Linked DNA regions of Mus musculus: all the other regions are linked to region 1. A link is a loop called in an ENCODE intact Hi-C map of the cell type or tissue named here. Cell type or tissue: gastrocnemius. All regions are shown on one strand. Each heading gives the region's core, and the rest is flanking DNA. Links, peaks and the distances in the headings are about the cores only.

What was found. Hi-C counts contacts between places; a loop is a spot of excess contacts. Peaks named below come from ENCODE experiments on the same cell type or tissue, not always from the same donor. Only the 100,000 strongest peaks of a DNase experiment are listed, where the experiment ranks them.
Region 2: it touches region 1 in a loop (3-fold over the local background); 12 of 42 quality-filtered maps call a loop at or near these places.
Region 3: a loop joins it to region 1, with 5 times the contacts of the local background. A loop is called at or near these places in 23 of 42 quality-filtered maps.
Region 4: it touches region 1 in a loop (6-fold over the local background); 12 of 42 quality-filtered maps call a loop at or near these places.
Region 5: a loop joins it to region 1, with 2.4 times the contacts of the local background. A loop is called at or near these places in 4 of 42 quality-filtered maps.
Region 6: it touches region 1 in a loop (3-fold over the local background); 17 of 42 quality-filtered maps call a loop at or near these places.

Annotation. Positions count from the first base shown.
Region 1 is chr6:87,667,877-87,672,809 of GRCm38, forward strand. Aplf (aprataxin and PNKP like factor) reads right to left here and starts at 4,285. Exons shown (of 10, transcript NM_001372332.1): 1 at 3,984-4,285; 2 at 540-611. The coding sequence starts at 4,079. It also overlaps E230015B07Rik. In gastrocnemius, for the core only: a CTCF peak has its summit at 2,490 (motif pointing left); DNase peaks (open chromatin) are centred at 2,496 and 4,425; H3K4me3 peaks cover 1,391 bases; H3K27ac peaks cover 620 bases.
Region 2 is chr6:87,618,739-87,623,671 of GRCm38, forward strand. No RefSeq gene overlaps it. Among named protein-coding and RNA genes, the nearest start is that of Gm46964, 17 kb to the right of the region's middle. In gastrocnemius, for the core only: no CTCF peak of the experiment used is centred there; a DNase peak (open chromatin) is centred at 2,810.
Region 3 is chr6:87,463,798-87,468,730 of GRCm38, forward strand. It overlaps Arhgap25 (Rho GTPase activating protein 25), which reads right to left. Exons shown (of 11, transcript NM_001037727.2): 7 at 4,116-4,189; 8 at 2,676-2,797; 9 at 1,704-1,900. Among named protein-coding and RNA genes, the nearest start is that of Bmp10, 37 kb to the left of the region's middle. In gastrocnemius, for the core only: a CTCF peak has its summit at 2,606 (motif pointing right); a DNase peak (open chromatin) is centred at 2,623.
Region 4 is chr6:87,612,993-87,617,925 of GRCm38, forward strand. No RefSeq gene overlaps it. Among named protein-coding and RNA genes, the nearest start is that of Gm34312, 18 kb to the left of the region's middle. In gastrocnemius, for the core only: a CTCF peak has its summit at 2,008; DNase peaks (open chromatin) are centred at 2,001 and 2,870.
Region 5 is chr6:87,549,280-87,554,212 of GRCm38, forward strand. No RefSeq gene overlaps it. Among named protein-coding and RNA genes, the nearest start is that of Arhgap25, 18 kb to the left of the region's middle. In gastrocnemius, for the core only: a CTCF peak has its summit at 2,967 (motif pointing left); no DNase peak of the experiment used is centred there.
Region 6 is chr6:87,396,956-87,401,888 of GRCm38, forward strand. No RefSeq gene overlaps it. Among named protein-coding and RNA genes, the nearest start is that of Gkn3, 10 kb to the left of the region's middle. In gastrocnemius, for the core only: a CTCF peak has its summit at 2,364 (motif pointing right); a DNase peak (open chromatin) is centred at 2,366.

The DNA.
Region 1 (4,933 bases), core at 442-4,441:
CCATTCACTATCCCATCTGATGCATGAAACCAAGCACTGCCTAGTTAGACACTCCCTTGTTTGGGGGAGGGGCACACTGCACACACCCTCCCCTACACTCTTCCCTATTCTCTTGAGACAGGGACTCTCACTGAACCTAAGCTCACCATTGTTAGCTCGGCGGGCTGGCCAGCAAGCTGCAGATACACGGAGTGTCTCAGCTCCCCTCACCACTGTGGTTACAGACACACATGCCTTCTCACATGTGTGCCACGGATCAGAGCTCGCTTACGCAGGACGTATACTTACCCACATTACAGGTATCCTTATGGAAATTGTGAACAAAATTACAATTTACACAGAGGCAATCATCTTCCATAAATCTAACCATTCAGATTCAGCTCTGTCCTATGAGAAATAAGTTACTATTTAGGCGCTTAGCTTGCGGGTATCAGGAGAATGGGTTCTGACATAAATTCCCTATCTCCAAGCCTTAGGTTTCTCCAGTCAGTTGCTAGAAGGACAAGAGGCAAAGGGATAAAATAAGTCTATATACTCACTGGCTTGATTCGAAGCTGACTATCAACCACTTCAAGAATGGCATGTCTTCTGGATACTCTTTTGTCTGTTATCTACAAAGGAAAAAAATGTCAAGTATAGCCACCTCCTGAAAAATAAGCAAACCCTTAGCCACGCATATGAAATTAGTAGGCTAGACATTAAATGTATTATTAACTCAAAAACTGCATATCAAATAACTGCCCTCATTTAACAGATAACGAAATGATGAAGAAAGGAGACCTACCAAAGTCATGAAAGAGTAAATGAATACTATAAAAGCCTGCAGTCTATCCAGCCCCAAACCCTCCAGTTCCCATACATGAAACACACCTACACACCTACACAAGAGTCCTACTAATCAATCTACCAAACAAGAAAAGTATATCCAATATGTACTGGAAACAATATGTAATAGGAAACATTTCAAATATAAAAATTCAGCTTGTCTTAAATTAAGTGGTAACTCTGAAGGGTGTGACCATACCACACAGCGAGACGCAGATAAGCAAACTGCTTATGAGGACCACATGAGGCAGTTAAAAAAAATAAACGGGGGGGAGGGGAATAGCCCAAACCAAACTCTGACATTGAAGAAGAGATCAGCATCTATGTCTTCAATATAATCACTTCCTGTTTTGAGTTAATAATGGTCAACTTACACTCACAATCATTTACCCACATCAACACTCCAAACTGCTTATATTTTAAATGCTGAACACTACTGCCCTTCCTACCTCATAGTAAACATAATAGTTGAGATTAACTTGTTTAGCCCGGTCTGACACATAAGAGAAACCTCTAAAGCAACAACTCTACCTGCCTTACGATTGGCTCATTTACCATCGAGTACTCGAAACTAAGCATGACATACAGCAGAACCAACGTTCTCTCTCAAAACATACTATAGAAATGTCTAAAGTCAAGCCCAGTAAGGCTGCAAGAACATGGAGACTGCCACAAACAGGTACTTATTTTTCAAAATCCACACTTAATAATCTGAAACACACAGCTTCACCACAGTGTGAGGACCACAAAAAGTCATTCTTCACAAAAAAGAGTTAATTTGAAAAGTTAATTTCTAGAAAAAAAGTCTTCAAAACTTCATTTAAAATATAGCTACTTCAAAGAAGTAAATATCCTAACTTTTTAAAAAAAAAAAAAAAAAAGGGCTGGTGAGATGGCTCAATGGGTAAGAGCACCCGACTGCTCTTCCGAAGGTCCAGAGTTCAAATCCCAGCAACCACATGGTGGCTCACAACCATCTGTAACAAGATCTGACGCCCTCTTCTGGAGTGTCTGAAGACAGCTACAGTTGTACTTACATATAATAAATAAATAAAACTTTAAAAAAAAAAAAAAAAACAGCTGAGAGACTCCTTCATGTTCTGTGATGTGTGCCTGACTGGGCCACAGTCAGCAGCAGTTACTAAGAACTGCCTTTATCATGTGCATCACCACATGCTGAGCTACATACTGAGACTCGCCAAATGCTACTGTGGCTACTGTTCATTCTACATATATGGGTCCTGAAAGCCCAGCGGATGTAGGTAACTTGGGTGGTCCCTCTCAGAATACCCAGTGTTCAAGATCCTTGCTCTAACTAATAAGCACAGGTGGTTTATGTGAGAAAACAGTCACATGACTAGACCCATGTAATTCAGAAGCAATCAAAGACATGCAAATCATGGCAGCTCAGAGTAAGCCGGTCCTATTCACATTTTGAGCATCAAGGCCTCATTGGTACCTCACTAACCATCAGAGGAATGCCAGGATAAAGTCATGAGATAGCAAGATGGTTCCTCTAATGGTCCTTCTTAGGCTTCTTTCCTTTTATACACTAACTATAAGCAATAATAGATCTTTTATATCTATCTTTTAAGTGTGCCTAACACTAGGAGGAAAGGGGTATTATGAATAATACAAAAGCATAGTGCGACCTCTGGTGGACACATCGTTTATTTCATTACTAACATCGGGTCTTGACTACCACCACCCTACACTCCCCCCAAAAAACGTGGTTTTGTTAGGAACATACATGCTTGTAACCCCAGCTCTTGGAAGTGAGGCAGGAAAACTGCAAGTTCAAGGGGTGCTCAGGCTATGTTGTGAGACCCTCTCTTTAAAGGCAACTATATTTAAGATAACCTAAATTCTAACATATCAACACACCCTCCAAGAATCAACAGCTAGAGCAAAACATATCAAAATCTAAAGCACAACCCGGAAACGGAAACTACAAAACTACCATGCTCATAAAAACATAAACACCAATCCAACAATCTATGTTGGAGCACAAAACTCTTATGATAATGGGGAAAAACAAAGAGAAAAGAAACCAAGAAACAGGGCAGTAAGAACACAGAAAATACCACTCAGGTGGAAAATAATGGCAGAGATTTTTAAAAACAATTTTTTGTGAATTTTTAAAATTTTATTTTTTACTATATATGTATACCTGTATGTTAGGATATGCATGTGTGTACATTGCCCAGAGAGGCAGAATTACAAGCATTTGTGAATTGCCTGACATAAGTGCTGGGAAGCCAGTCCTCTGTAATAAATTCCAGGCTCTTAATGGCTAGCCCATCTCTCCCTTGTGATATTTCAACTCGACCGCCAGGTTCTCTAGAGTGGCCTTTGTAAATGATAGGTCTTGTGGCAATGCTAAATGGTTTAATACCACCAAATATAATTTCATAGTGCAAACTGCAAACGGTTTGGTTCCTACTCCTCCCAAAGAGGGTAAAGAATATATAGCATAGTGGCCATTTGTACATGTATCACCTTTAAATGACCAGTTTATACTCCAACTTTCTCATTTGAACAAGGCTAATAAAAAGCACCTAACTCAAAAAGTTTTGGAAGTAGTAAATTAAAGTCATCTCTTTAGAACAATGACTGGTTCACTACCCAGACAACTTAAAGACAGCTACTGATACTACCAAAAGGGATACTGCTATTATTGGTAAGGCCCACCAGCCCAGCAGAGAAGGCAAGGAGATAAAAGAAGTTAGCTTAAGGGAGGTGATTAACCTTCCCTGTTATGGCTCATACAGTACCGTAAATATTGTAAGCTTTGTAGGTCAACATGCAACACATTAACCTTTAGAGTACTATACGTCTTTAAATACTAGCAGCGGTTTTGTTTAGTTGGTCTGTTTACATTTTACATCTTACAACCCGAACTTAGCTCAACTTGGATTTGGCCCTCGTTTGCCAGCTGGATAGGCTAATGATGTTAACTCGGTCCATACTCGAACCATACAGGCACCAAAAAGAAATGTCTGGGACTTGACTAACGTTGTTTGAAAACCTACTGCCCCAAACCTATAAAATCTTGACAAGCAGAGCCAAGACGCGGAGTTCCCAAGCTCAGGAGACAAGAGACAGCCTCGGCTGAGCAAGCTCTGGCTGCCCACGCCCACACTACCTCCCACACTTACTCCCAGCAGCGGCCCGCGGCCTATCACAGTCTGCCCCGGCCCCACGGGCACGCGGGGACCGCCGTCCAGAGGCTGCAGAAAGAAGTCCGAAGGCATGGCGGTAAGAGAAGGTTCCTTCGCCAGGAGATACCTCGTAGCCACCTCCCTCAGGCACGCTGGGCATGGCCCGAAGGGGTGTGAAACCCGAGGCTCCTTTCCTGGTGAGTGTGCTTCTTCCCTTTCCGGAATCCCCACTCCTTGAGAGCCTGTGATTCGTGCAGGGAATACCTGTCAACAGACCGCCAAACTACAGCTTAAAAACTGGAACGCACACCCACAATCTTCCAGCACTTCCTCTCACAGGACTCATGGAACGCTGGGTCTTGTAGTTCCTGACACCTCCCTTCGGCTCCTTTCCGGAGTACAGACTGCATGGAAAAACTACCAATCCCAGAAGGCAATACGCGCATCTCTGCGCCTAGGTTGATTCGTGCTTGGGCAGGGGTGGGGCTAGAGTAGTGCTGACGTCAAGGCCTTAGGAGAGGGTTGGCCTGAGTTTTTAAATGAACCACAGTGCTGGCCCGTGGCCCTGTGACTTCAACAGGGGGATGTTCTTTTCCCAATGGAGTATGATGTGTGTATCTGCTTCTTCCCCTTCTCTTCCATAAGGAGACAGCTTCGGCTAGAATAAGGCCTCCGTGGCAGGACTGTCTTCCCTACTCCAAGAAGTATGTCTGGACTTAGATTTTTAGGGTTCAGCCTCAAGAGGGTCATTAACTTTCCTGTGCAGGCGCCCCATACTCATTTGGGGATGGATCTGCAGCCAGTGGAGCTTCTATTTTCAAAGGCCTGGCTCAGACACTTGGCCCACGGGGCCGGAGAATCTTCCTTCTCTATAAAAGAGGCATATTCTCTGGCTGGGATCTGTAGCAGGCCTGTCTTTCTCTTTGGTGGAGGCCTGGACTGGGGGA
Region 2 (4,933 bases), core at 570-4,569, 49 kb before region 1:
TCTCCTCCTCCTGAACACCATAATGAGAAGCCACAAACAGTAACCTGGACCTTTGAGCATTCTCATGCACGCCGCTTCTGACGGCATTTTCTGATCTGTGTTACCAATTCTTTTTATTAACAGTTTTCTTGTGACCTTGTGCTCTGTGTGTTTTTACTTCAAGTCTTGACTAAGGGACCAAGAACCTGGAAACAAGCCAGACATGAACCTCTGGTAGCAGGCCTGTAGCTAGCATCTGGGGCTTCTAATGGGGGTCCACCAAAGACCCTGAGTAGCCCTGCCAACCCTGCTCTTGTAGCCCACACAGCATCTCTCTTGAGACAGCCCCACTCTGCACAGAGCTTTCGTCGGTGAACATCCCAGGGTTCTGGCATTTCCAACAGCCTGGCTTCTCACCTGCATCTCCTTTGACTTGACAGCTTCCAGCAGTGGTCTCTGAGAGCCTCACTGGAGTTCTCTGACCCTGCCACACACAGCCGGGCCTCAGCTGCTCTCAGAAACTGTGGAGCAAGACTTCACCTGATTCCAATTTTGCATCTTTAATGCATGAAGAACCAGCACTATATAAAAGATGCTCAGCTCCAGCTTCAGCTGGAAATGTCGCCTGCATGCCTGAGACTACAGCTGTGTTCATTTCTGTCCTGAACTCGAACAAACACTTCCCTGAACATTTGCTCTTGAGGGTTTAGAGGACCTTCTTCTACCCTCTCAGTTCAAGATGTCTCTTTTCAACTAAATTTGCATTCTCACAATTTAGAGCCCTTTACAAGCTCGGTCTTGCCCTGGAGGGCACATTTGCTATTGTCCCATTGTTTAGCAGGATCCTTCTCTTTAACAGTTATAGTCTCTATTTTAACCTGCTCCTTGGTTTCAACTTTTAACTTTTTTATACCCTTTCTGCTTCAACAGACTTAAAAAAAAATCTAAATTTATCTTCCCAACTCTTTGCTCTTTTTCTCTGTAGACTTGAAATAGTGCACTAAGCAGTAGCCACGCCACAGCCTTCAATGTTATTCAAGTTCTCAGGGTATGGGCAGAAGGAAACAAGATTCTCGCCTAAAATATCACACAAAATGTCCCCTAGCCCAGTTCCTGATAGATCCCTTGTCCCCTGCTGAAGCCACATGAGCCTGGCTTCTATAGTCTGCATTTTTCTGTTTCTTCTGATTTTTCCAAATCCCATCAGAATGACACATTAGGTTCTGCTGAAAGCATTCAAGAACTTTTCTAGCCCAAAGTGGCAAACACGTCTACATTTCCCCACAAGGCAGCTCCAACGACCTAAGAACCACTCAGTGAAGTTAACTACAACAGTGGCCCTGGTTCTCAGCACCAGCTCTCTCTCTCTCTCTCTCTCTCTCTCTCTCTCTCTCTCTCTCGGTCACTCGCCATGTTGTGACAAAATGCCCATTCAAAGTCAGTCATGGGAGGAAAGATTGATTGGTTTTGGTTCACACAGTTAGGGTCTTGCATACCAACTTTCTCTAAATTGAAACATTCCACCCTTGAGGAAATGTCATGAAAGACTCTACAGGTTCTAAAAAGAGACTCATTAAGAATTAGGAAGTGAGTAACTCTGGAATCTCCCCAGATTCATAGGCCCCTCCATCACCAAGGTTTTGTAAACAGTAAAGAGTGCTCAGGAGACTCTGAGTGCTGCAGGTTGTGCAGTGCATCCTGGGAGTCCAGCCTTTGTGAACTGTCACTCATGCTGAGGTGGGCTTCTGGTGATGCAGAGTCTTCAAACTATCCCTGAACCTGTAAGAAACACTTCATCCGTCCTCCTGTAAGTAGCCTCAGTAAACTCATTGTCTCACCTAGTTGGACTTTGGTGGTGTCATTACTTTGGCCCACTGTGGATTCCGTTTCTTGGGTGGGATATTTGCCCACATCTCCCTGGGAACAGCATCACACTGCACAGGGGTCGTTCTGTAAGGGCAGAGGACTCAGAGCAGCAGGGACTCAGAGGCCACACTGCCTCTTCGGTCAGCAAGCAGAGAGCCACAAATGCTGGTATTGGCTAGACTTTTCCTTCTTGTGTGATCTAGAACACTAGCCCAGGTCATGCTGCGGCCCACATTCAGGATGAGTCTTCTCCTCAGTTTCCCTGACTGAGACCAGCCCTCGCTGGGATGCCTGGAGGCTGACCTTCCAGGGAATCCAGATCCTGCCAAGTGGACAATAAACTTCAACCATCACCCCCGGTTCTATCTGCCTTTGATTCTATCCATCATCCAAGCTGAATGCCATAAAGCCCTGTGCCAGGCTGGGCGAGGGGATGCTGCTACCCTGCACTTGATGGTAAACTCCACTGCTGTCGTAGAAGACAGAGAAAGCACTCTCATGCATTCTCTCTCTCTCTCTCTCTCTCTCTCTCTCTCTCTCTCTCTCTCGTGTATGTATGTACATATAAATATCTTTATATATATACATTTATATATAAGTTTTATATAAGAATTTATTTTTAAAAAATACATGTATACACCATACACACTAACTACTCTTATAGTCCTTCCTCTCCACTGCCTGGAACTTCACATCATCCTCTTTTTTTTTTGAGTTGCCTACTCTAAGAAATTCCAGCCTTGGTGCTCGAATCTGGCTCTGGGCCCAAGAGATTAGTTACTGCATTTTTGTATAACCAGGCTGGGGCCGGAGATGGCTACTCACCCTGTACAAACATGAATTTGAGTTGCTTTAGAACAAGGCCAGGAGTGGGCTTGTGCAGAGCCAAGTTCACACAATAGAAGGGAAGCAGCTGGTATGGAAAGGGATGGGGAGGCAGGGCTCACCGTCCAGTATTTAGCATGTGTTGCTGGAGCCTGTCCCACTTGTGCCTGCTTGGCAGTAGGCAAGGACATCCCTAAGGAAAGGTTCAGCCTGCCAAGAACTGTAGCCTGTGTGGCCTTTGTTCTGCTTCCTAACTTCAGAGTCAAGCTTTCCCTTAGTTGCAGTATGTGCTTGATCTAAAACTGCCCTTCCCTGGGCTGAAGCTTCCAGCTGTACATAAATCTGTAGCCAGCTAAACACATCGGCACGGCGTGTTGCACACAGATCTCTGAAGACCCACAGAACTTTTCCTAATGAAGCCCCTGAATGCATTTGGAATTCAGGGGGTGATATTTCATAAGTCCTTGCATGACCACCTAAGTTCCTAGACATTGTCTCTGTAAATAGCCAGACTATCACGTAGAGTTAGTCAGACATTCTAAAAGACCCGTATTAACTTTACCTCAGCAACAAACATGTACTCTGGCTAGGAAATTCTAGCTAATTCTCAGAAGCTGTTTTATACAGAATGGAAAACAGCTAAGCCATGCAAGTATCAGCTCTTCCAGGTGGCATCGTTAATATTTAGATATAGTGATTGGCACCATCTTGAGTTGTCAACTGTTATTTAGAAACAAGTACTGAATCTATGAAGACTATCAGACATCAATCTGTGGCCCTTAATTAGACCTACCAAGCAACTAAATTTTATCTCCTGCCAATTAGCTTACCTTCCAACACAGTTGAAAGAGGTAAGTTAAACAGGTAATCGAGGAAGCTTGGTATGTTTTGCTTAATCTCAGGTTTGGAAAAAATAACTTGTTTTATAAAGCCAAAGAGATGATTTCTGATGATAATCTTTCATTAAACCAGCATTAATACAATTAGAGAGTATTCTGCACCCCCTACCTAAGTACTGAGGTGAGAGTGTTGTGCTGTGCTGTGCTGTGGTAATCAGTCCAAGTTCTGCCATCCTCTGAGCCATATTCCACAGATGAGCACTCTGTGTCCACTGCTGGCCCGGTGACATCAGCCTGTGGCAGAGTCCCTGCTCCCAGACATCCAGGAGAAACGTGATCAATCACTCAATGGCATCACAGGGATGGAACATCACAGAAAGTGAGCAAATCTCCAGATGGTGCAATGGCTTCTGGACATCACTCACTGGGCTCACCCTATTTTACTTCATACCTCTCAGGCAGACACACACACACACAACACACTCATACACTTATTCACACATACACACACATACACACACACATGCACGCACATGATTCCACCAACTCCCTACCCAACACTGCCTTACAAGACTATGCTGAAAGTTCCTGGAATTTGAGGACTACAAGGGAAGTCCAGGCACCAGAGGTGGGCCAGGGAAGTCATTGTTTAACCTGTAATGAGGAATATTCCAGGAATCCATAAAATCTCCTAAAATTCTAACGGTTAAAGAGGTTTTGTTCTATGTTTTAGTGGAACCCCACAGGGGATGGGTGGGGAGCATCAGTCCTGTTTAGCCAAACGGTTTGTTGATAGAAACATCTCTGTGCTACCAGAAATAACAGTTTATCTGGTCTCCAAGGGCTTCATCCTGAGATGGCTTGCAGAATCAAATGTAAGGCCCAGAAACATATATTTGGGGCACAAGTGTTACTGGAACACATTTTGATATGATTCAGTCAGAATACTAGTACGTACATGGAATCTGATCGTCTCCCCCTAGGGCCTGCCCTCCTATGGCCATCCTTACTGGAAGAGCAGTTCTCCAGCAGTTATGCATGCATTGTTTTCTATTAATATGTAAATACATATACAGATAACTGCTGTGCATACAATTATGCTGACTCATCATTCACCTTGGTGAATTCATCTTGAGTTAGTGCTATCATTTTTATACATAACTTTTCCTCACTCCCACTGAGGGACAATTTAGGTTGCTTCCTGAAGTGAAAACTTCTGGTTTCTTTGGAAAGTCAGTTACGTCAAATGATGTTTTGCTGGGGCACACCAGTGAAAGGATGTCTTGCTGAAGCAGACATGGGAAAGAATGTTTTCCTGAAGCAAACACAGGTGAAAGGATGTTTTGCTATAGCAGACACAGGAAAGGACACATGACAAAGGAGTATAAATATGAGCCCACAGACAGCGTGAGAGGGAGCCTTGG
Region 3 (4,933 bases), core at 667-4,666, 200 kb before region 1:
GAAACGTCTTTCTACAACCTCCAAAATTAAGAACAAAACCACACAAACACCATATGCTAAGTGAAAAGCTGGCAAGCTTTGCGAAGTGTTCCACAGGCAATAAAGGTCTCCTGCTGGCAACTCCCTGTGCTGTTCCAAGCGTATACTGATTGGAAAGGAAAAGATCAATGACCAGGAAGAAGCCAGCAAAGAACTTCAAGGAGACATTCAATTTGCCAGAATCTAGAATCACTATAGAAACGATCCTCTTGGGGCAGCAGCCAGGAATGTCTGGAATAACAGAGGTGGGAAGACCCACATTACCTGTGGGCAGAACCAATCCTGGACTGAAGAGAAAGGAGAATAGGGACTGGGTGACAGCATTCACCTCTCTGTTCCCTGACTGTGGAGCCACTGCGCCCAGCACCTCAAGCCCTCGCTGCCATGGGTTCTCTGCCGCTGTGAACTGTAACCGCCAACCACACACTGGCATGAACCTCTCCTCTCCTAAGTAGCCCTACACTTGTCAGCCAATCCCTTCCTATGATTTGGGTTTTTTGTTTTGTTTTGAACCATGTGGTTGTATATAAAACCAAATTGAAAAGAAAAAGAAAAAAAAAAACAAAATGAAAAAAAAAATCATTTCCCACTTAAGATGGGAAAGTCGGGGGCTGGGATATTTCCTAGCCCATCCCGTGCTTCAGTTGTGGCGTGTGTTCTTGCAGTGGGAATAGGACCTGAGGCATGCAGCCCTGCCCTAGAGTATGCTAGTGCTGACACCTTGGTCAAACTCTCTTGCCTCAGATCCTCAACCAAAGTACATGTGCACTGCATTGTCCCCAGAGTCGGGGTGTGGAGCTGATTCGATTACTTGCTCAGCATAGACTATTGTCCTGTTGTCACAGGCTACTGTTGAAGGAGCAACACCTTAGCTGTCAAGGACTGTGGGTGACTGGTTAACAAAACTTTAAATCGTAACTCAGTTCAGAGCTCTAGTAAGATGCCCGTGGCCATACAAAACCCATCTAAAACAAAACTACAACCACCACAATTTATTGCCCTACCCCAACCCCCATCTTTAACGGAGTCATAGGTAGCTCTCTTGGTCAGCTAGATATTTGAATTTTATTACTTGGCCCCATTTTTTTTTTAAAGCAAGCTGCTATAAAAAGTCTACAGATTCTTTTAAAAAACATTTGTTCCTGTAAATACATGAAAATATTTGACCTTTGTGAGTTGGGGCCCTCTAATAGTCTACCCATTGGAGACTGCAGAGTCTAGCGACTCTGTGAACGTGATCACCAGGCCTTCTGTCCAAGCGAGGGGCTGACATTGCCGGGGCAGCTTATCAGGGAATGAGAAAGACTACACGGACACATCCCTGCTCTGAGGAAGAAATCACGTTCATCATGAGCAGGACACCCGTGCTCTCTGGACTTTCCCTCAGAATGCTCAGCAGCTCTTACCCAGACACATGCAATGCTGCAGTTATTTTCTCTGTCGAACTTCCCCGGGTTTTTGTCTTGGAGATGATTTTAGGAAAGACCCAGAGAGTCAGCCTGCAGGCAGTTCTCGCACATGTCACTAGCCCAGGCTTTCCAAATGTGTTCTGGCAGGTCACTGCCAGCTCTACACATGGCCCCAGCATCACCCCGCGCTCCTCAAACTGCTGCCTCAGAATGACCAGACTAAAGGAGGAGTCTGTGGGGCAGCAGGCATCTTACTGTGTTACTGAAGCTGTCTGTCCTAGAAAGGGGTGGGTCTTCCGTGGCATCCCACCCCACAGAGCTTCGCGGCACTGGAGCCTTCTTGGCATCGTTTTTCTGGGCAGGGGGTGAGATCGGTGCATCCTTAGACTTGGGGAAGAGGACTTCGTGGTCTCTGATCATCATGGTCATCACTCTTTGGATCTGAGGAGTCCCTGAAAGAAAGAAGAGATTTGCCATGCTGGTACATGGAGCAGGCTCCCAGAAACACCCAAGGGTTGCTGCCCACCAATAGGGTATTTCCCCATTGGCCCTAAAGCCACAGGCTTTGTTTGCTCTCATGGGACCTGTTTTAATTGTTTGGGGTAAAATATTTTTAATGAGAGGATGTCTAAATGAGAATATATAAGGGGGCAAGCAGTGAGCATTGAGGATACTTCACACCTATATTTCCTTGGATCAGTTTTTATCAGACAATAGATGTAACAATAACAGGCAAGGGACGGGGGTGATATCTTTCTCTTCACCTGTGGTCCTCAATACGGTCTGTCTTGTTATTACTCCTGAAGCAAATGGGTGTCAGGGACACTTCCTCCCCACGTCCATCACGAGTCTTCTCGGCCAGGACTTTTGCTTATTGAGCCAAGTCACGACCTTAGAAAGCTTTCAGCCAAGCTTTACAGCAACCATTTTGTGAAACCGGCTTGTAAAATAAAACCCTGTTTGCTCTTCTTGGCTAAAGGTATGTTAAAGTCATAAAAGGACTGGAAAGCACTAGTTAATTGGTTTGAGGTTAGACTGCTGCGATCCGTGACCATTGAACAGGGGACCTAATTCCTGCACTGCTGACCTCATGGGGGATGTTAATAAAGTCAGAAGAGGTCAAGTAGGCAAGCTCGGTAAGCGGCAGGACATCAAACGGACACTAGGGGGCAGTGTTCTCGCTGTCACGCCCAGCAAGCCGCTTCCCTGCAGGATCAGCCTGTGTACCTCTCATAATCACAGCTGGGTCTTCAACCTTCGACCTGATGAGGTTCACCCCGATCACAGTGGCCAGGTTGTCCACGCTCATCTTGTTGACGGCACAGTTCAGCTGGATTTCATGCAGAAATCTGTGGGCAACAGGAAACCCCATCTTAGACAATGGGAAGTGCCCAGGAGAGAGAGCTTGAGTGCTCCCGGGACCCAGCGGTAGGTACACTTGTGGAATTATAGTTTTCCCCTGTTTCTGGAATGGAGTGAACTGGCTCTGCCTGCAAGACTTTCTGGAAGTTCACAGACCAAGGAGAGAGGAGGAGCCGTGGACTGTTCAGTTGCCGGGGGAGGGGCAGGCTGGAGCTGGAGAATCTCACAGCAAGGGTTGCTTAGGAGAAAGAGGTGACTTTAAGGATTCAGATGGGTGTCAGACAGCTTCATTGATTTGCCTTTATCACTCACTTCTCAGTTCCCATCCCACCCATGTCTCCAGAGAGGAAAACCGAGGAGTCTGTGAGCATCTCTCACTCCCAGCCGCTGCTCAACTCTACTATATTTCCACCCACTAGAAGCCTGAAATCCTTAGATGTGTTAGAAAAACAAAAACAACTAAACAGATAGGTAAAGGAATTCTGGATATTTTTAAAAAGCATTCAAAGGGGGTAGACTGAAATATCATAAAATTTAGGTGATTTATAAAATTAATTTCTTAAGGACTTTATTTGTAAAAATTAGGAGAAATAAGAAATCGTATGTTCAAATGATGAAAATTATGAGTTATTACGGGATAATTTATCCTGGGATAAAGGACATGCTTTTCATGGGTATAAAACCATTCCTGCAGTTTCACTGCAGTAGAAAAGATGCATCAGAAGATAAAACACCCAAGAGAAGGAAGGCATCACTGGACGAGGGGCTGCACTAGTGCTGGTCCTTATTCACAGTTCTTGTCTCTTTGTGGTCTCCAGATTAAGTCAGAATCATCTTTACAACTTGGAAATTACATCACAGTATTTTTGAAAATGACAAAATGGAGGTATGTATGGGGTGAAGGTGTCCACCACAGCAGATCTGGGCTGGACCACCTGTAAGGTATCGCCACAAGGACCTCACACAGTAGGTCCTCACAAAGGACCTCACACAGTAGGTTCCCACAGAGGACTGCAGGAAACTATAACTGATGGCCTAGAATGAATGTTTCCAGGGTGGTAGTTTCAGGGATAACAGGCATTCCAGGTTCTCTTGCAGGACCTGGGGCAGGTCTGAAGGAAGAGTACATGTATTCTGTGTGCAGGTTCTTAGGGATCCCTGGTGAGTCCTCTGTCAATAATACGCAAACAGAGTTGAGCTTCTACAGTTCTGGACCAGAATCTGTGACCTTAGAAAGCTTCCTCTTCTAACGGGGACTTCTCTCTGCCATGGCTGGAAACTGTGGCTCCACACCTGGATGCTCACCTGCAGATGTAGCTCAGGAGGTTGTAGTTGTCTCGGGGAAGGGTAGAAAGCTGCTTCACCAACTCCTGCTGAGCCTGGAAGAGATGTTTGACACTGGTAAATAAGCCTACTGCCCCTTTGTCGGCAGTGAGTAGAGAGACATCACTGGTGTGTCTGTATAGGAAGAGCACGTTGGTTATCTCTCCTGTTCCCATAGTTTCGTGAGTTAAAATATTTGGAAATAGCTATGAATTCACAGAAAGTTGACGCCCAGACTGGTCTTGAACTCCATATGTAACCAGTGATGAATTTCAACTTCTGATTCTCCTGCCTCTACCTCTGGAGTGCGAGCTACCACAGCCCGTCTATGCTGGTCGAGAATCGGACCCAGGGCTCTGTACGTGCTCGGCAAGCACTCTACCGACTGAGATATACTCCCAGCTAGCATATATATTTTGTATTGTGCATTTATGAAGTCTGTTTTCGGTAATGTTGCTCACCCACTCCTGACCTCCTTCCTGACCTAGAGCTCCTGTAAGTGCGGACTATCTGATAACGGACACTCGTGATAATGTTCTCAATGAATGAGATACAATGATCCAGTAAACAATGAAACCACAGCCTAATATCTCAGAAGTAGTGAGCAAATGATTCTGCTGAGAACTTCTGGGAAGCAGGCCAGACTGGCCGTGCTGCAAGGCGTGCACTGGGAAGGGCAGCTTAAGTTCTACAATGGCTACAGATTTCACATGTGGCCATTCAAAGATCGCGTGGACCAGGGAAAGGATGACAGGACTTTTTGCCCTTGGGGACCACAGCTGCCTGCAGTCCGTGATCAC
Region 4 (4,933 bases), core at 267-4,266, 55 kb before region 1:
TCTATGGTAATGATCTGATGCTAGATAATGCAGGACTGGCTACAACTTCCAAGGGACAAACAATCTGGGATTTAGAAGACACTAAGCAAAGAGGATACAGCATGCATTGCAAAGCCATGCACTGGAAACGAGAAAATATCAGCAAATTCTCTTCGGCAGGCAGTTGTAAGCTCCTGAAGAGAACACTAGTTAGCACAGAGTGATTATCTTGATCCATAGAAACTTTCTTATTTCCTTTTCCCTAACATCTAAATAACACTCTGTTGTGTAAATATTGCACAAATCCGTTATCCATTGTCCAAGGCTCGATGGGCATCTGGGCTGTTTCCATTCTAGGTACTGTAAATAGAGAAGAACACTTCTCCATTGCTAATCGGAGTGTAAACTAGTTAAGTCGCTGGGAATCAAAGTGGAGGCTTCTCAAAAATCTGCAAATAGATCTTCCACATGATCCCACTCTAGTCCCCTTGGGCACACTCCCGAGGGACTCTCCACACCACTCTAGAGATATCTGCGCATCCACACTGATAGGGGACCTTAATCTTACTTATATTTGTGTAACTATAGACTGGGGAAATTACCATTTTGTTTTATTTTGTTTTGTTTTGTTTTGTTTTGTTTTGTTTGTGTCTTGAAACTTTTTGTTCCCCCAAGAAGAAACTTTAATGTGACTCCTATTTATAATCATGTCCAGTGCTGAAATGGGATGATATTGAATAGATCTATGATTTTTAGTGCATCTACAGTCCTTTGCTGAGCATATATTTGATGAGTCTATTGTATAAAAATAGATGGTAGAAAGACAGCCTGAGTGGAGGCACAAGATAGCGGCCTATAAATATAAATATAAATATAAAAATGTTTGAGTTGGCATAGCCTCCTATCAATGCAAAACTAAATACATTTGGGACAGCTCTATTTAGCAAAGTTTGTTCTAAGGTCACTGGATACTCCTGCATCTATAGTAGGCTCTTTATCCACTGGCAACTTTGTGTTTTTCAAAGAAAAGTAAAATGATTTCGAGGTGATTTCCCATACATGGCAACTATGAAGATATAAAAATAAGGCCATATATTTTTTAAATGTATTCTTCAGTAAAATACTCATTGAATACAAAACAGATAAGGCTAAGAAACTGACTAATGTACAAGAATCTGTACAAAGAATAAAATGACTAATGTCATCTTACGTCAGAAGATGCAATTTCCATAAATTGTACGTACATATATAGTTAAGTTTTCGTTTTTATTTTTGAAAAAGTTTGAATACAACAGTTTTACAAGTCTGTTAATAAAATATAATTCATTTTGTCAGTTATTAAATATGTATTTTCAAAAGCGTCCGCGCGGCTAGGCCGACTGCACAGGAGTCATGTGCGCACCTGCGCTCCGGAACACACGTTTCTGCAACTCCTGGTTACTTTTCTTGGATTCTGTTCACAGAGGAGGGTTGCCACCCACAGACTTAACTCACCACTCCCAGGAGAGAACGGAGGAGATGTCAAAGTAGATGACAACCGGGTACAGGAAATGCCCGGGCAGGTTCTGGAATACCCAAGCCAACCTCGATGTGCAGGGGAAACTTTTCTCCCAAGCAATTTCTTAATAAAGGAATTTAGAAAATATGCTGGAGCGGAGCCGTGGTGGCGCACGCCTTCAATCCCAACACTCGGGAGGCAGGCACAGGCGGAGATCTATGAGTTCGAGGCCAGCCTGGTCTACAGAGGAAGTTCAAGGACAGCCAGGGCTACACAGTAACACCGTGTCTTGAAAACGAAAAAGAAAATATGTTGGAGTTTAAAAGACCACACAGTGAATGAAAGATGGGTCATAAGGATGACTTTGGATATACAAGTAAGATCAGGTAACAAGCATACGCTGGACACACGGAAGGTCCTCTGGCCTCATCCTTGCTAAGGTTGAAATGACTAGCAGTCCACACTTGGCAGAGGGGTGAGGGTTGGGGCAGGGAATGGCAGTTTAGTTGCTGCACTACCCAGTCCTCCCAGGGGAGGGCGCGGAGAGCACATATGGAAGCAGGGGGTGGGGGGAAAGAAAGGAAGGAAAACGGTAGTTTGTTCAACTCATCCACCTCAAAGAAAACTGTAACCTACTGGGATGAGTCAAATAAATGAGCTTGGGAATCACTTGAGAGCAGTGGTTAGCTACAGGCCTCCTTAACTCAACCAGAGCCCAGCCTGCTTGGCTTGAATGAGACCCGCGACTACCCAGCCACACCCCATCCCACTCTGGAGTGGGATATAGATGGCACAGCTAATCAGATCTCCTGGCTGCCAAAAGCAATGCACACATTATTCTCCCCACATTAAACACCCCATTTATGTCCAGCACTCAAAATTTTGTTTCTTAGTAAAGGTCAAGACAAGCAATCAGTGCTTGAATTTGATTAAGCCAGCTGTCAGTCACTGCCAGTAACAGAAGCAGGAAGACATTTGACACAGGAAATCAGCTGCGATTACCATAATGGGGCCTTTGTGTCTCTAATCAGAATTTCCTCTGTCAAAATACTTCATTTATGGCTAGAGGAACGATGCCAATTAGGCACCCATCTCACCATTTTATGGCAGCTTGCTCTGTTCAGTAGACAGTTCTCCACGACAGTGATATCAGTGGGGCCTTAAAGCAAAACCAAAGCACAAGATAAAAACCAGACCTCATGCACTTTGTAAGTTTAGGCACGAAGAGGTATAGTCCGCATGAGAGTACTAATTCCATTCTTGAACACAACGATAATTATGGTCGGATTCAGAGTGGGAGGGGCGGGATGGCGCTCCTTAGCCATGACTGCTGCATGTGAGCAAATGAGGAAGCAGTCGTGGTCACGTGACTCCCGTCTAAGCCTATCACTGCCATTATTTTTCCCTTGTAACCTTGGTGAGTTCATTTCACGCTAGTGTAACTTGGCAGCTGCAAAACAGGAATAGACTACACCGAGACGGGTTGCCCCGGTGGGCTGACGGGGCAGTAGCTACACGTGGTTTGTATGCTGTGTCTACTGCTTGTCTGCTTTCTCTAGTGTTACTGAGATGAAATCATTATATATAATAAAATTGAAATGTTCTCTAACTATGACACGTTGTAGTTTCCCTAGTATTCAGTTGCATGATTCAATAACAAATATTCTTCTATATTTTTACATTTTTAAATTTGTGTGTGTGTGTGTAGGCTTGGAAGACAGCCCCTTTACCTACTGAGCCATCTCACTGACCCTCTTCCGTCGTTTTTGAAGATACTTTATACTTGAGGTCGTTAGAGGGATGGCACATCCCACTTCTTCCATCAAGGTGACGCTGAACGACGATGGCCCCTCCATTCTTGCCTAGCACATCTTTAGTCACTACACTGACAGAAGTACATTCTGAGGCTGATGTCTGGTTGAAAGCTACTGAGAAGAAAATCCAGGGAAATGAGCTAACCATTGATGAATTTAATAAACCACTTACGGCGCAAACAATCACGTTTTCAATTGACTTTAATATTTTTTTCAGATACACTGATGAAATACAGTTATAGAAGAAATTGACTTTCCAAATTACCTTCCATTAGATAAACATGATAAAACTTTGAAAACTAAAAGCTTTGAAACTTTAAAAATTAAATAGCCAAGCATGCACCTGACACCCATGAAGGTCTGGGGTCTCCTACCACTCTCTTCCACACTGCAGACGCGCTTGAAAACAGCCTCCCGGCCCCACACATGTGAGCTATTCAGTGTGTCCGTTGGAGCTCATTTTTAACACTGAGTCATCTGGGTGTCTGGGTTATGATGGAAATGTTCACAGCGTTCCCGGTGTTGCAGAGAATCTATCACTTAGCAGATGGACCTGGTCTTTGTTGGCTGTGAATAGGATCAGTACCCAGCACTGGGCTAAGTACTACGTGAGAATAAAGACCACCCTCACCCTCAGAAAACTCACTGGTGACATGGGTAATACAACCAACCATGCTTTCCCTGTTGGGTCAGGGCCCTCAGCAGGAAATCAGGAATCCTCACAGATCTGCAAATGTCCTCAGTAACACTCACCCTCCCTTCTGAGGCTCAAGATCCACGTTACACATTCATTTATTATAATCAGTGGCGAGCCTCCAAAGGAGAACCCATCTGAAGCTAGCACCTTGAGATTTAGACCTTTGCACCCGAATCTAGTTCTCCTACAGAATGATAGCTCCTGTGGAAGGGTTACAGTTAGATGTGGCCATCTGCTGGAGATATTTTAGGGGAGGAATGACCTCCAGCAGCCCCTGTGCCCCTTCCTTCCTCAGTCTACCCTTTACCCTTCCCTTTCCTCAGCCAGGAACAGCCTCCCAGTCTCAGCAGTCCAGGCTCACTGGGAAAAGACAAGCTTAGTGCCCTGGTAGCCACTCAGCGGAGGTGAGGGGGACGGGCATGTCGTTTGCTAACAGAGCCACAAGGAGTCCCAGGCCGACTCCCACAACTGACAGGGATCTTGTAAAGAGGTATTATTTTATCCAAACCATCCCTCTGAAATTAGTGCCTCTCCCCACCCCAGTTATTTTAAAAATAAAGTTGTAACAAAATATCGTATTAAAGAAACTTAGGAAGAAAGGGTTTACTCTGGCTCCAGGTTTTAGGGTTGAGTCCATCACAGCAGAGGAGACAGTGTGGCAGAACTTGAGGTGGCAGCTCACAGAGCATTCAGTCAAGGAACAGGGAGCCATGCGTGTGCTTGGTTAACTTTCATTTGTGCAGAGCCCAGAGAAGGGTCCCTCTCGTGGTCAGGGTGGGTCTTCCCACCTTAACTACCCTTATCCAGATAATACCTCAAGGGTATGCTCAGAGGGAGGCCTATCTCCTAAAGATTCCAGAGCCTGCCAAATTAAACATCAATACTGACCATCAGAGGTCATCCCTCGTCCACCCAACACCTAAATTTTACCACTTTTGAACCATA
Region 5 (4,933 bases), core at 664-4,663, 120 kb before region 1:
GAAGATGCCCCAACTGGTAAGAAGGACACATGCTCCACTATGTTCATAGCAGCCTTATTTATAATAGCCAGAAGCTGGAAGGAACCCAGATGCCCCTCAACAGAGGAATGGATACAGAAAATGTGGTACATCTACACAATGGAGTACTACTCAGCTATTAAAAAGAATGAATTTATGAAATTCCTAGCCAAATGGATGGACCTGGAGGGCATCATCCTGAGTGAGGTAACACATTCACAAAGGAACTCACACAATATGTACTCACTGATAAGTGGATATTAGCCCAAAACCTAAGATACCCAAGATATAAGATACAATTTCCTAAACACAGGGACACTGTTTAACCAACAAAGCAGCTGAATGCTGAAGTATTCGAAAAAGACCCTCAGTGGGAAAGGAAGGAAAGCAGAAAGACACTCTGCCACCATTTTATGTCTGATGAGATTTTTCTTTTAATCTGTTTAGTTAGAAATGCTTTTGTAGCCAGACATAGTGTTGCGCGTCTTTAATCCGAACACTTGGAGGCAGAGGCAGGGGCATCTCTTGAGTTTGAGGCCAGGCTGTTCTACAAAGCAAGTTCCGGGACAGACAGGGATACACAGAGAAACACTGCCTACCTGCCTAGGAAGGGGGGTTGGGGGAGGGAGAAGAAAAAAAATTTTTTTTGTAGTGCACATTAAGGAATTTTCTCTCTTTTTTTCTTTTCTTTGAATTTTTCTTTACATTAAGACCAAAGATACGGGTGGAGCTTTTGTAGGTCAGAGCAAGTGTTCTTACAAAGGTACCAATAATGTAGTTAGACTCATTCTAATAAACTGAGAAAATTTTGACCGGGGATCCATCCCATAATCAGCCTCCCAACGCTGACACCATTGCATACACTAGCAAGATTTTGCTGAAAGGACCCTGATATAGCTGTCTCTTGTGAGGCTATGCTGGGGCCTAGCAAACACAGAAGTGGATGCTCACAGTCAGCTATTGGATGGATCACAGGGCCCCCAATGGAGGAGCTAGAGAAAGTACCCAAGGAGCTAAAGGGGTCTGCAACCCTATAGGTGGAACAACATTATGAACTAACCAGTACCCCCCCGGAGCTCATGTCTTTAGCTGCATATGTATCAAAAGATGGCCTAGTCGGCCATCACTGGAAAGAGAGGCCCATTGGACTTGCAAACTTTATATGCCTCAGTACAGGGGAACGCCAGGGCCAAGAAGTGGGAGTGGGTGGGTAGGGAAGTGGGGGGGGGGGAGGATATGGGGGACTTTTGGGATAGCATTGGAAATGTAAATGAAGAAAATACCTAATTAAAATAAAATTTAAAAAAGGAAAAAAAAGACTTTTACCAAACGTTATCTTACAAAGACACATGCCCCTACTAGAAAAATATGTTGAGAACATCTAGAGGGAAAGTTCACCTCTAGGTCTCCCACATCCACCATGAAGATCAGCGCCAGGCTTTGAGAGGGAGCTGAATAACCCGCAAACAGGGAGTAGCATTGGACCCCTGTGACACCAGGAACAGGGAAGGAAAGGGAGAAAGACACGGTGTTTCTGAAAAAGACAAGGAAGGCTGCAACCTGTGCAAATCATTTTGTTGTGGTAGAAACTAAGAAGCTAAATTTCAAGTGTGACATGAGTGGTCAAGACAGCTCACAGGGATGCGGGAGTCGGAGGCTGCAGAGGAAACCCTTACTACATTGGGCTGGATGTTTATCCACGCAGTGCTAGTTCCTAAAGAGTGTGAAGATGTTTCCACCAGTGTATCAAGGCAGTTCCATCCTATCTGACTCCTGCTGGTATAACAAGTCTGTAGGGGGCAGACATGCTGCAACCCAGTGAGGTCACCAGTCAAACTGAGGAGTGTGACCTACCTGAAAGGCCCTGTCATCTACCTGCTGCAGAGGCTCCTGTCTAGAAGCCTGCAGGGTGGAACATCCACTGTAGCCAAAGTCACCAGGGCTAGAAGTAACTGATGGCTAATAGTTCACTGTGTGCTCATTGGGAACGACTCTGAGAGCCCCTGGGCTGGAGTTCACCCATATAACTAGCTAAAAAAGCTAAATGTGCCCTCTTGGGAGAGCTTGCAGTGAGTAAATAAAAACACTGTAATTGCTTTCAGGCACGTTCTCTCCATAGTCGCTATTTTCCTACAATCTGAGGAGCAGAGACTGGTTCAGATGCTACTTAGGCTCCATTAGGCTCTGGTAATCATACACTTAATACCCAGGAATGAATCTGTAGACCCTCCATTAGTCCAAAACTATCATTATTATTCCATTCACCCAGGAATTTAATGTATTCTGTTCATTGATTTCTTCTAACATTCTTTTATAGTTCAAACCATGTCTTTTTAAAAAAAAAAGAGTGTTTCCCTTTCTGCTTACAGCCACAATATTATCTTTCCATATTTTCTGTATCCTATTCTCCTTTTTCATGTCTCAATTATTGACTGGACTGTTTGTACCCAATCATAAAATCAACTCATATGATGCATTCTGTGTAACTAGCTGCCTCCTTTACAGATCTGAATGGCCAGCCTTGTCACAAGACTTCCAATGAAGCATCTCTCAGAAAGCATAATGCTATTAGCTTAAAGAAAGCCATTGTTTAACTTATTAGGGGGAGAGCAAGATGAGAAATGCATTGGTCCTTCAGTCTCATAATCCAAAGTTCAATTGAATTCTATTCTCTTTGTCTCCAAGGAGGCTCATGAGGTAGGGCCGATGTCCACATCAGCTGACCTATGTTGCATTTGTCTTCCTCACCCTCAGGGAAGAGAGCCTGGCAAAGCAGAACAGAAGTGCCACGGGAGCACTGGCCAAATTACGGGACTTCTGGGCTGACTTAAACCTGTTGCAGATTATAACCGTGCAGAGAAAGGTTTTCTGTTGTTTTGTAGCTGTAACTGCTGAGAATTTTTGACAGAAAGAAGACTCTTGCTTCTTAGCTCCCTCTGCTGGACTTTTCAACCACTTGTGCTTTTCCTGTGGGGTTCCCAGATTGGTGCCACAGCAAAGAGGAAAGTGAGCCTTCGTCACTTCTGAGGGACTCAGGACTCCAGGTGAAGGAGGATGGTCCTTCCTGTATGAGGGATGGCAAACTGCATCACTCAAGCCTGCAGAAGCCCTGTTGTCCTTCCATTCTACCCTTCAGCACTCATGTGGGCATCTAAGCCAAGGGGGAGCTCAGCAGTGGCTACTGTATTCTTTCAGTTCCCACCTCCCTGGGGAAACACCTTTCTACAGGGTGAGTCCTCTGTGACTCGCTCTATCAGATGCCACGCCCCCAGCAGTTCCTCTCTGTCCCTCCAGTTTACTGGAAATACCCAAGTGTGTGTATGAGCCCATGACCCACCCCACCCCCACCCCACCCTCATGGGACACAGAGCACCAATAGGAAGACCCATTTCCTCACTCCCATCTGTCAGGTCTGGTCACCAGCTGACCTGACATATCTGAAGTCACCCTCCACTGCCCTTCCTCTTCTGATAATGGTTTGCATCAGCACGATGCCTTTTCCCCAAAGGTTCTGTGAAAATACCAAACAGCACCAGATGTTCCAAGTGCAATTGAAATCACTACATTTAAATTAATTTTATAGGACTTCCTCACCAGAGTGGTGAGAAGTTAAAAGCGTTGGTTGCTCTTCTAGTGGACCTGGGTTTGATTCCCAGCTCCCACACAACAGCTCACAACAACCTATGATTCCTATTCCTGTGACCTACATGTACACACATATGTAGATATAATTACTTTGATATGTGTAATACTTTATCTCAGAGTTAATATTAGTATTTAAAATTGGAATGACAGCTGGAGAGATGGCTCAGTGGTTAGGAACACTGACTGCTCTTCCAGTGGTCCTGAGTTCAATTCCCAGCAATCACATGGTGACTCACAACCATCTGTAATGGGATCTGATGGCCTCTTCTGGTGTGTCTGAAGACATCGACCGTGTACTCATATACATAAAATAAATAACTCTTAAAAAAAAAAAGATTGGAATCTGTATTTGCCAAAGGCATTCACCAAAGAAAGTCATGACTGTTTAGAAAATTGCAGCCAACCAAACCAATGTAGCTTGTGAATTTATTGGTTAGTCATTAAAGTCTGATGTTGCAGAAAGAAACAGAAGTGTGTGTATAGCATGATGTGTTCAGAGTGGGTACGCTATATTTTTCTTCCTAAGAATAGTGCCCCAGTCCAGTGGGACTGGGAGAAGAAGAGGGAGGGGGACTGTGACTGGTATGTAAAGTGAATAAATAAATTAATTAATAAAAAGAAAAAGAACAGTGTCCCAGTCCTGGGAGCCAACTGACAAGCTGGCCAACCAACAAGACCTGCCTGGTGAACCGCAGTCAGTACTTCCCCGACTCAGTACTAAGGACTGGTTCAGCCTGGAAATGGAGACCCAGAAGAAAGCACAAAGTAGCCCAGGCTCTGTTCTCATCTGACTAGCATGTATTCTTCATAATGAAAGCTCATCATGTTTACAGGAAGCCCTGCTACAGCACTCAAAGTGGAAAGATCATTCAATGAAGGAATTCCATAAGAGCCATGAGCCATATGGAGAGAAATGGGTGAACCATGAGTGGTGACCTCATTTCCTGTCCGAATTTGCTCATTGCCCAAACCTCTTTTCTGTTAGCTTGACTTACTAGTCAGTAAAATGTTAACATCGTGACAGTCAGGGGAAAGCCCAGAGATCATCAAATGCAACACTCAAATCAGGTGGGTTTATACATAGTGTAGACCCCTTCACCAAGAGAATGGGTGCAGCTGTAAGCACCGCCTTTTGCAGCTCTTTACAACTTCTGTGGGATCCTGGCTGAGCTGGGGGAAGGGTGTTGGTTCCTGAGGGTGGTGCTTCTGAGAGCTCTATGATTAACCAACTCTCCCAGAAACTGTCACTCCATCCCCCCAGGACCCTGAC
Region 6 (4,933 bases), core at 675-4,674, 270 kb before region 1:
TGTTTATGTACTAAACAATGAGGTTAGATCTGCGCCTCGATGCTGGTTTCTGGAGTTCAAATCCTAGAGATCTTCATGGGCTCCACCTCCACGTTCCCCCCATTTCCCAGTCCCTGTTTCCACCTCCACGTTCCCCGCATTTCCCAGTCCCTGTTTTCACCTCCACGTTCCCCCCATTTCCCAGTCCCTGTTTTCACCTCCACGTTCCCCCCATTTCCCAGTCCCTGTTTCCACCTCCACGTTCCCCCCATTTCCCAGTCCCTGTTTTCACCTCCACGTTCCCCCCATTTACCAGTCCCTGTTTTCACATGGCTTGAGTCATATTCTTCTTCCACACTGTGGCTTCCCTTCTTCTGTCCCCTCCCCATCTTCTCTCTCTTCCTCTTCCCTCTCTTCTTCTCTCATTTCCTTCCTTCCTTCCTTCCTTCCTTCCTTCCTTCCTTCCTTCCTTCCTCTCTTCTTCCCCTTCTTCACTCTCATCCTCTTCTTACCAGCTTCCAAGAGATGTGAAGGCCCAGAAGTAACTGGGGGTGAGCACTGAAACTATGTGGGGAATGACAGCACCCCCTCAATACCTTGTTTCCCCGGTCTTAACAAAACTACTACTGAGATCAAACATGTTCTATAGAGCATTCTTCTCTTCCTCCCTCCCCTTTCCTCCTTTCTCTTCCTTCCCTTGTCCATCTTACCACCCTTCCTCCCTTTTGACTTCCCATGTGCAATTTGCAACTCTTGGACGAGCCCTGTGTACAGTGCGATTCTGCAGTACAAAGTGAGTGGGAGTGGTTAAGAATTGACTAGGAAGCCGTGTGGGATCCCAGTGACAAGCCGGCCTTGGGCGCCATCACGCTGGTTTCAGAGGTTGGCTCTGGCATTTGAAAGTTAACGGGAGGGGGTGGGGTCATGTTAGCAAGAACAGGTGACATTAGAGCTATTATGTCTTTTCTTTTAAACATACCATCTATGACAGCAATTGTTTTTGCCTCTAGGCAAATTTCTAATTGCACAGAGGATGCTCCCTGTTAAAACATCAGTCACAGGGTAATTTCCTTTTCGTTAGCACCTGGTGATGACCCGCTCTTGAGAGGCTACCACCATGGTTGGTTAACAGAACGTATTACACACATGTACTTATAGGCACACACATTCTCACATGTGTCCATGTGTCTGAAGTGTTTCTGTGTCTCATGTAAGCAGGATCACATTTATTTCATCACACTGTCCTTTCCTGATGCCGCGGGGAATGTGTGTGTGTCGGGTGTGTGTGTGTCAGAGGTGTGTGTGTGTGGTGGGTGTGTGCATGTGCTGGTATTCTTGAGATCTGTTTCGTCCTCCTGTGTCTCTGTTCCGTAAAGACCCAGGACAGTTGATGGATGCCCCTCTTCATTCACAGAAAGCCTTTACCCACACTGTTCCTAGCTCATTACACAGAAGGTTTTCTATTTTGATGTAATTAATGATCTTATTTAAGGTTACTAAAATTTTTGTTGAAAACACTTTCTTAGTTTTTTTTTTAGAAAAAGGTTTATTTTATTTCACTGTGTGTGTCTGTCTCTCCGTCAATCTCTCTCTCTCTCTCTCTTTCTCTCTCTCTCTCTCTCTCTCTCTCTCTCTCTCTCTGTGAGTGTGTGTGTGTGTGTGTGTGCGTGCGCATGAATGTGTGCATCACACGTGTGTGCAGGTGCATGTGGAAGACAGAAGAGAGCATCTGACGTCCTGGAGTTGGGTTGCAGGCAGTCGGGATCTGCCCACTGTGGATGCTGGGAACTGAATTCAGGTCCTCTGCAAGAGCCACAGGCAATCGTAACCACTGAGCCACGGCTTCAGCCCTGTAAAAGCCTTTTCTATTTATGAAATATTTTTCTTTAATTCTATATATCTATATTGTAGAGTTTAAATATAACTTATTTAGGATTTACTTTTGTAAGTGTGTGGCTTAGGTTTTAATGGACAGCCTTATTTCAATACTATTTATAAATATAATTATTTCCCAGCTTATTTAAATGTTACCTTCTTTGCATGCTTGATTCCTACATACACATTGACTGACCAGTTTCCATTGTGTTACTTCAATATTTGGTCTATTTTCATAACAGTAGTATTTTTGTAACTATAGTTTTCCAAATACTGTTTTTTTTTTTCTCCCCCGTTTTTCCTATTTTCAAAGTTGTCTCATCTCTTCTTGCTCACTATCCCCATATGACTTTTAGGGCACATTATCCAGGATCTTTGATTGACAATACATTGAATTTATTAATTAACATGGGGGAGAATTAACAGATCATTTTCTACTTGTGAATTTGATGTTTCCTGGAAGCAGAACGCTTCCTCTTAACAGTAGTATGCCGTTCTCCCCATGGCCACCAGGTGGCGCAGGAGCAAGCCGCTCCTTAGGAGTGTTTGAGAAACGCAGTAAAGTGAACTGCAACTGTGCATTGGTCTCTCCTGGGATAGAAGGAGCAGGTGATTTTCCTTCATTTTATAGGTGAACAGGAGAACCCAGGAAAGGTTCTCAGGATCTGGAGACAGTGCAGAGCCCCTGTCAGCTTTAGCATCTGAAAGGAGTGAAATGAATTGGAAATTCAAAGCAAACAGGAAAATAATTTCTCAGAACCAGACTGTTCCCTTCATGGAGCTGCTTACAGCCCCACTCCCCATGAGACGCGGGTCATGGGATCACTAAGCTTGGGCAGGCAACCTTTAGGGTGTACCTCACACCCATGTCTTCCCTCCTCAGGCTGTCATCCTCATCTGCCTTCTGCTGTTAACCATGAGCCTCAGCTCCCCTCCCAATTCATCCTTTAACCAAGTATTTGTATTGTGTGTGTGGAGGGGTGGGGGTGAGAGCAAAGTAAGTTAGTGTTTCAAGATGAAGTCACTGGGCTACGTGAGAAACTGGGACACCAAAAGCTAGGGAGGGTTGTTGATAGACATCAAGGAAATGTCCTTAGTAGTTATCTTGGTTCCTTCTGGGTTACTCATAAGGAGCCTCTGAGGGGCCTCAAAGGACCAGAACATTAGCATCTGTTGATCCCGGGGGACAAAAGGCATGCGTTCAAGACAAGCTGTAGAATAAGCTCCAAGCATCTGCAGGCAGCTCTCCTGTCTGCAGCAGCTCAGGGCTGCCACTTCCTCTCTATCACCAGTCACAGGAAGGCTGTTAAAGAAAGTCACTGAGGAAATTAGACCTTTGGGCATGCCTCTCAGCACCTAGTGTTTTGACTTCCTGTAGCCTTAAGAAGAGGAATTAGAAGCCCCAGTGTTGCCTGATAAGGCCAATGGTGGTGAGACTTCTGGAAGAAACTAAGTCTAAAAGTTATGCTCCCCTCCCAAGAAGATATTCTTTGTTCAAGAACACCATTAGCAAGCTGCAATATTGGGACCCAGAAGGCACTCTGTGAAAAGCTCTACGGGCTGTTCCTCTTTCTTTGAACTCACGAGGGCTACCAGGGCTCCTCTTAGTTCTCAGTTCTAACCTTGGCTGCATATAACTCATAGCTGGACAGGCATGAGGAAATCTCTTGTTTGGTGTGTGTGTGTGTGTGTGTGTGTGTGTGAGAGAGAGAGAGAGAGAGAGAGAGAGAGAGAGAGAGAGATGTGCAGCACATGTGTGTGCATGTGTCTGTGCACATACACCCATATAGAGCATGGAGAGGCTAGCCATGGATATCAGGCATCTTCGTGTGTGTGTGTGTGTGTGTATGTGAGAGAGAGAGATGTACAGCACATGTATGTGCATGTATCTGACAGAGGCCAGCCATGGATATCAGGCATCTTCCTGCATCACTTTCCTGATTATCTTTCAGACAGGAAGTGTCACTGTCCCTGAAACTGATTGACTGGACTAGATGGCTGGTGAGCTGCAGGACGCTCATTTCCACCCCTTGCCCATCAGCACTGTGGTCATAAGCCTGGACTTCGGTAGGTGCCAGGGATGGGACTCATGCTTTTCTGGAAGGTTCTTTACCGATAGCCAGCTCCCTAGCCTTGACACAAAGCCTTAATCCAGAGTGTGACCTGATTGTCATTGGTCCCCGTCAGTCTGACAGCTCTGGATACCCCAAAATACTATGCACATGTTTTAATTGTCTATCACATCTTTCTGGAGGGCAAAGGCCAGCCTTATCTGTTTTTCCACTGCAGAGATCTGCTGCAGGACTTGGGGTTCACTGCTTGTGCCATATCAAGCCAGGTCTTGTCACCCATCCTCAATAAGCCAAATTAATAGGGAAAAAGCAGGAAAAGAATATTTAATGCATCGGCACTGGGAAGAGGAACAAGAGGCCCAGCATCCCACACTGAGCTTGACTTTGTAAATCTCTACCCTGGAGAGAAATTCCACCTCTGAATGTCTTGGGATCCAGCCATTTCCTCTGCCAGCAGGAAAGTCAAGAGGAAATTCTGTTTCTTGGGGTCCCCTCTTTCAGATAGTCTGACAGCCAGATGGTGGAGGCCAAGCGTCCCTAGAGTATATCAGTCGGGATCCACAGGCAGGCTCCTGGTTCAGTATGACAAGTGGGGTCACCCAGAGGGTGTTTGTGGGTGAGTAAAGGCAGTTCTGAATGGCGCTACCCTCATAGGGCCTCCCTCTTTGGAGAAACCCCAGATAATGCCACATCCCAGAGCTGTGTGTGTCCCTGCAGCTGGTGCACTGCGAGGGTTTCCGTCCGAGCCCTCATAAAAAGCCCCAGTGATAAGCAGAGGAAACGGCTTGCCTCTGGAATCTTCAACTGCTCTGGAAGGAGCCTGGTGTGTGCTTGGGATGCACAGCCACTTGTTGTGTGAGGTGGAGACTGCTGTGAGCTCTAGGGAATGCATGTCCAGTGTTTGGTGCTGAAAGGCTGGAAAGAGAAGCGGAAGTGTCAGGGCAGCTGATTCTCAGAGATGAAAGGGTCTGTGCCTCCCTGGACTACAAGGGATGGCCAAGGGAAAA